Regions from separate parts of the Mus musculus genome. Here region 2 is linked to region 1. Evidence: chromatin contacts called from ENCODE Hi-C or POLR2A ChIA-PET data. All regions are on one chromosome and are shown on one strand. The core of a region is the stretch at or near the end of the contact, and the rest is flanking DNA. Distances in the headings are between cores, read along the strand shown. Region 1 holds the start of En2 (engrailed 2). Region 2 holds the start of 9530036O11Rik (RIKEN cDNA 9530036O11Rik).

Evidence for each region. A loop is a pair of places that touch in the nucleus more often than their neighbours do. ChIA-PET counts read pairs that join two places held with the same protein, here RNA polymerase II (POLR2A).
Region 2: a map of ES-E14 shows a loop between it and region 1 (8-fold over the local background). The contact joins the promoter of 9530036O11Rik here to the promoter of En2 in region 1. A Hi-C loop is called at or near these places in 2 of 37 maps with a recorded cell type or tissue (both ES-E14). POLR2A ChIA-PET finds 5 or more read pairs at or near these places in 1 of 5 experiments (embryonic stem cell).

Annotation. Positions count from the first base shown.
Region 1 is chr5:28,164,362-28,167,095 of GRCm38, reverse strand. En2 (engrailed 2) reads right to left here and starts at 1,400. Exons shown (of 2, transcript NM_010134.4): 1 at 1-1,400. The coding sequence starts at 569.
Region 2 is chr5:28,465,571-28,468,304 of GRCm38, reverse strand. 9530036O11Rik (RIKEN cDNA 9530036O11Rik) reads right to left here and starts at 1,321. Exons shown (of 7, transcript NR_015562.2): 1 at 957-1,321. It overlaps Shh (sonic hedgehog), which reads left to right and starts at 1,204. Exons shown (of 3, transcript NM_009170.3): 1 at 1,204-1,844. The coding sequence starts at 1,542.

The DNA.
Region 1 (2,734 bases), core at 151-2,650:
CTGTCCGAGTCGGAGCTCACCGACAGGTCACCGCCGCCCAAGCCCCGGGCTTTGAGCACTCCATCCAAGGAACCCCCAGGATCGCCGGGTTTTTTGGCACCACCGTGAAGTGATAGCGTCTTGGAACCTCCTTCTCCGTCGACCGCAGGGTCGCCAGCGGCGGCGGAGAGCGTTCCTCCCGCGCTGGGTGCGCACGCTGGGTTCGGTCGGGACTCCCTGGCGCCCAGTAGCTGCTCGGCTCCGCCTGCGCCGCCGCCGCCTCCTTCGGTAGTGCCAGCGCCGCCTTCGCCTCCCCTGGCTCCGCCCGCGCCCGCACAGCAAGTCCCCGCGTCCTTTCGGCGGCCAAACTCAGGCCGCAGGATGTTATCGATGAAGAAGTTGGTGATGCGATGTGGATGCTGGTGGTTGCCTGGCGCCTGTAGGACCTCGGGCAGCATCAGAGCCCGCCGGCGGCCGGTGTCCGAGTCGCTCGGGCTGCTGCCGCCGCCAGAGCCGCCGCCGGAGCTGGGTTCCGGCTGTCTCTGCGCCTCCGCCGCCGTCTCGCTGGGCTTGGAATCCTTCTCCTCCATACTTCACAGAAAATCCCAAATCGCCTCTCCACCGGCCCACCGCCAAAGCGATCTCCGGCCGATCCGCGGCACACAGCGAGCCCCGAGCGCTCCTACGCAGCCGAGTCCTCCGAGCGTGCGAGCGGCGACAGTGGCCAGGGCTGGAGTCCTACAGGTCGCCGGGCGCGCTCGGAGCCAAGCCACGTTCGGATCCACGGAGTGCGTTAGCAAATCACCAGTCTCCCCGCCGGCAGGGACGCCGGGCGATTCAACGGAAGCGGGTCCCGGTCTTGGCGACGCACCGGACTCTAGATGGTCACCGCACCACTCCGGGGACCCGGGACGTCCGTGCAACTCCGCGCTCCTTTTGGTGGTCAGCAGCCTCGGGCTCCGGCGCCGCCGCCTCCGCCGCTGCCGCGCGCATGCAGGCAGCGCGCCGCCCGCGCTCACTGCCGCTCGGGCCCGCTCGGGCAGCCACTGCTCGGCCGTTGCCACCCGCCGGTCCCGGCCGACCCTCGAGGCTGCTGGGCGCGGGTTCTCAGCGCGCCCGCAGCCGCCAGCACGCACATGGAGGGCCGTGGGCCCGCGCTGCGCTCCGCCCGCCCCGGGGCTCCCCGCGCCAGGCCGCCGCCCCGCTGCGGGCCGGGGCGCCCCACGGGCGAGCGGCTGCGCCCCCGCTGAGCCCCGCGCAGCCCCGCGGCCCGAGCCGCATGAGTGAGGGGCGGGAGGCCGGGCCGGGCAGGGCCTCCTGCGCTCCCTCCCTCCCGGTCCGCGCGCCTTCGCTGCCTCGGCTTTCGCGCGGGCTCGGGAAAATTTCAGGCCACTTAGCGCAACCTGAGACACTTTCACTCTGGATTTTTGTTCTTATTTTTAACAGAGCCCCCTCAAGTGACGTCGCGGGCCGGTCTCCTGGACACGTGCCTCGGGCCAATGGCAGCCGCGCCGCTCATCCACGTGACGCGCCCGCGGCAGCTTGGTGACAGGAACCGCCTGCCGCCCCTCCCCCGCCGCCACCTCCCCTCCCCCCTTTAAAGTGGCCGTGCCCAGGGCTCCCGGCGCGGGAGCCTATAATCCAGCCAGATCCATCGGCGAGTCAGCGGTGCTCACTCGCACTCCTCATCTTCTCTCGGTTAGAGACGCTGAGGAAGCTTGTGAACAGTCCCACCAGGTCACTGCTACGCCTAACTGGACACGCGCCGAAAGATCGTTATTTTTTAACATTCCCATATTGTTTACGGTGTGGTGAGATCCCACAATTCCTTGCACAAAATGCATAAATAAAATTAAATGAGGTACCGAGATACAAAGGGACGTTTGTGACCCGCTTTCTTTGCTGGTGGAGGGGAAAATTGTCACTTTGGTTCCCCAGCAGCGTGCAGTCCTAATCGGCAGGCAAGAGCACAGGTACCTGCAGAATCCTACTCTCAGCATGCATGTTTGTGCCTGTGCAGGAGACGCATGCATACGGAAAGATTCCACCCGTGGACAGTGGCTCCTCGGGAACCTCAACGTAGATCTTTATCTATGCGAGAATACACTTTAGTGCACCATTTAAGAAAGGAGAAATAAAAGGATTATTTAAGAAGGGTTATAACATGATCTTCTAATTTAGAAATGAGTGATGACTGCTTAGCCAAACCTTTAACCCATCCACCCCACAAGTGATCCTGAATACAGCTGTACACACACACACACACACACACACACACAGAGAGAGAGAGAGAGAGAGAGAGAGAGAGAGAGAGAGAGAGAGAGAGACAGAGAGACAGAGAGACAGAGACAGAGACAGAGAGAGAGAGAGACAGAGACAGAGAGAGACAGAGAGAGACAGAGAGAGACAGAGAGCCAGTCAGAGACAGAGACTGAGACAGAGAGCCAGTCATCAGTACTCCCCATTTCCTATGTTGAGCCACCAGGCCACTGATCTCCTTATCTTTGTATCAAAACATTTAAGCTGATTTTGGAAGAAAGCAAGGCTAATTTGAAAGAATAGGGATGCTGTGATAGGAGGGGGAGCTCCAATTTGTTTTCCCTTGCTCTGTCTTTATTCCTTCTCTAAACTTCCCTCCAGTTGCTGACAGAATGGCTCTTTTCTACTCTCTTTCCCCAACATCTCCCAAGATCTTTTCAGTTTGCTTTTCTCTCCCCTACCAAAATTCTGGTTACTACAGGCTCCCACGTCTGTG
Region 2 (2,734 bases), core at 72-2,571, 300 kb before region 1:
AGATTTCTATGATCTATAAAAACAAAGCGTTTCACATTCTATTTTTCTGGTTCAACTAAGACTTTTCTGGAAATTTTTCTTTTTCCTGAAAGAGTGTTGGACACCCCAAGAGTAGTGACCTCTAGACAGCATATCCTCTTCTAAGATGCCCCTTATGGCCAGAACACTGTCCTCTAGATCCCTAACACCTTCAGTCTGCAGGCCCTACACCTAGCCAGCTTCTTTCCTTGAAAATTAGCTTGCAAAGCTCCTGTGAAATACAACTGTGTTAAGGAGCCTGAATTCCACATCAACTTACCCCAGCCCTGCACTTTGCTAGGATAGATTGGAAGGGGTTCTTCACGCATGCAGCCTTGCCCACTTTCAGTTGCCCCAGGCAGATCACCTCTACCCACCAAGCACACACCAGCTGCCCTCCATGCTGGGGTGCAGCACATAGACCCACTGAACCTATGTACCCCACCACATTCTGCAGACACTCTTTACCTGCCCCTCAGCTGGGATGCATCCATCCACCTGCAGAGGCTTGAATGTGGTGCAGTCAGTGAGATACAATAAAGGACAGTATTTTAGGGCACTTAAAACAGCAACTCTTTAGGTTGTGGCCACCTGTGATTATCCTCTATCTAAAGATGCTAAATATTCAGGAGATGCTCAGGTGAGCTGTTTTCACAACCCCGTGACGTCTGTCCTGTACACTCACATCTGGGGATGGGGTGTAAATAAGGCAAACAGGAGGGAGGCAGCGTTGCCCTCAAACAATTGAGAGGCTGTTTTATGGTCAAAGCTTGTGGGGGGGGGGGGAGCATCTGGACTGTCCTTTAAAAACTTATGCTGGCTTTAACCAAAGCATCTTCCATTTAGAGAAAGTAAGGGGGAAGCAGCCCTGAGCACAAAGCAGGCAGTGCGGGGTATTTTTCCAATAAACAGGCCTCCTCCCTCCCACCCACCTTTACCTTAGTAAAGACTTTCTTTCTTTCTTTCTTTCTTTCTTTCTTTCTTTCTTTCTTTCTTTCTTTCTTTCTTTCTCTCTTTCTTTCTTTTTTAAACTGGAAGCCTTCAGGTGAAAATAAAGCCACAGCAGCCAGAGGGGGGAGAAATGTAGTCTTTCTCAGGGTTAACATCAGAAGACAAGCTTGTGCGGCTTGGCCAATCAGATGCGCCCCTGCCAGCTATAATATAGTGCGAAAGGCAGCCTGTCTCACAAGCTCTCCAGCCTTGCTACCATTTAAAATCAGGCTCTTTTTGTCTTTTAATTGCTGTCTCGAGACCCAACTCCGATGTGTTCCGTTACCAGCGACCGGCAGCCTGCCATCGCAGCCCCAGTCTGGGTGGGGATCGGAGACAAGTCCCCTGCAGCAGCGGCAGGCAAGGTTATATAGGAAGAGAAAGAGCCAGGCAGCGCCAGAGGGAACGAACGAGCCGAGCGAGGAAGGGAGAGCCGAGCGCAAGGAGGAGCGCACACGCACACACCCGCGCGTACCCGCTCGCGCACAGACAGCGCGGGGACAGCTCACAAGTCCTCAGGTTCCGCGGACGAGATGCTGCTGCTGCTGGCCAGATGTTTTCTGGTGATCCTTGCTTCCTCGCTGCTGGTGTGCCCCGGGCTGGCCTGTGGGCCCGGCAGGGGGTTTGGAAAGAGGCGGCACCCCAAAAAGCTGACCCCTTTAGCCTACAAGCAGTTTATTCCCAACGTAGCCGAGAAGACCCTAGGGGCCAGCGGCAGATATGAAGGGAAGATCACAAGAAACTCCGAACGATTTAAGGAACTCACCCCCAATTACAACCCCGACATCATATTTAAGGATGAGGAAAACACGGGAGCAGACCGGCTGATGACTCAGGTAGAGACCCATTGCGGGTGGGAAACAGACTCCTTCCCGGGAGGGGGGGGGGGTGCGTGTGACCAAGCAGTCAGCCCTGCTCTGTTTGCTCTTTGGGCAGGTAGGAAGGCGGCTTGCTCTCTCCTTCCCCACCCACCTGCCCACCTAGCACTCCTCTTCCGGGAGGAAAAAGGAGGTGAAGGGTCCAGCAGGAAGTTTAGGGTTTGCTGGAATGGGGCACCAGAAGATGGGGTTCTCTATCTTATTAGTCTCATTTTATTAGTCTCATTTAATTAGTCTCCCGGGACGACCTCCTCTAACTACCTGTATTCTAGCTTGAAACTTAGAAAGACCTTTACTCTGAGGGAGTCTGCCCTTTCCAAGTGGAGGCAGAAAATGGAGGGAGAGGGGATGCCCCTATACACTTCAAAGGGCCTCCAGGTCACTGCAAACATAGCCTGGAGCATTTCGTCCCCTAGCTCCTACCTTTTCCTTTTCTGTGTTTTTCTCCCAAGACCACCCCACCCTTTACCCCACCACCACCAAAGAACTGTAACTGAGAAAGCCTGGGGGCAGTTCTGACAAAAGGCAGGAGCTCCAGAGGCGCCCGTCTTGTCCCCACTGTATCGCGTAGCCTGACTGCGATCCCATCGTCCTCAATTGTGCCGGTCAGAGAATGTATTGATATTTCTTTAAGGATGCTCCTCATTTCTCCAGAGCCCGCGGTACCTTAGGGGAGGGACTTGGAACTTGCTGGCTTTGCAATCGCTTTAATTTTTAACCTGCTTGCATAAGAATTAAAAGCGAATAAATATTCGGCGACGAGGGTGGATGGACAGACGGCAAAGCAAAGCACGAGCCTCTCTTCCCATCCCACCTCCTTTGAGATTTCCAGGCTGCCAATCTCCCAG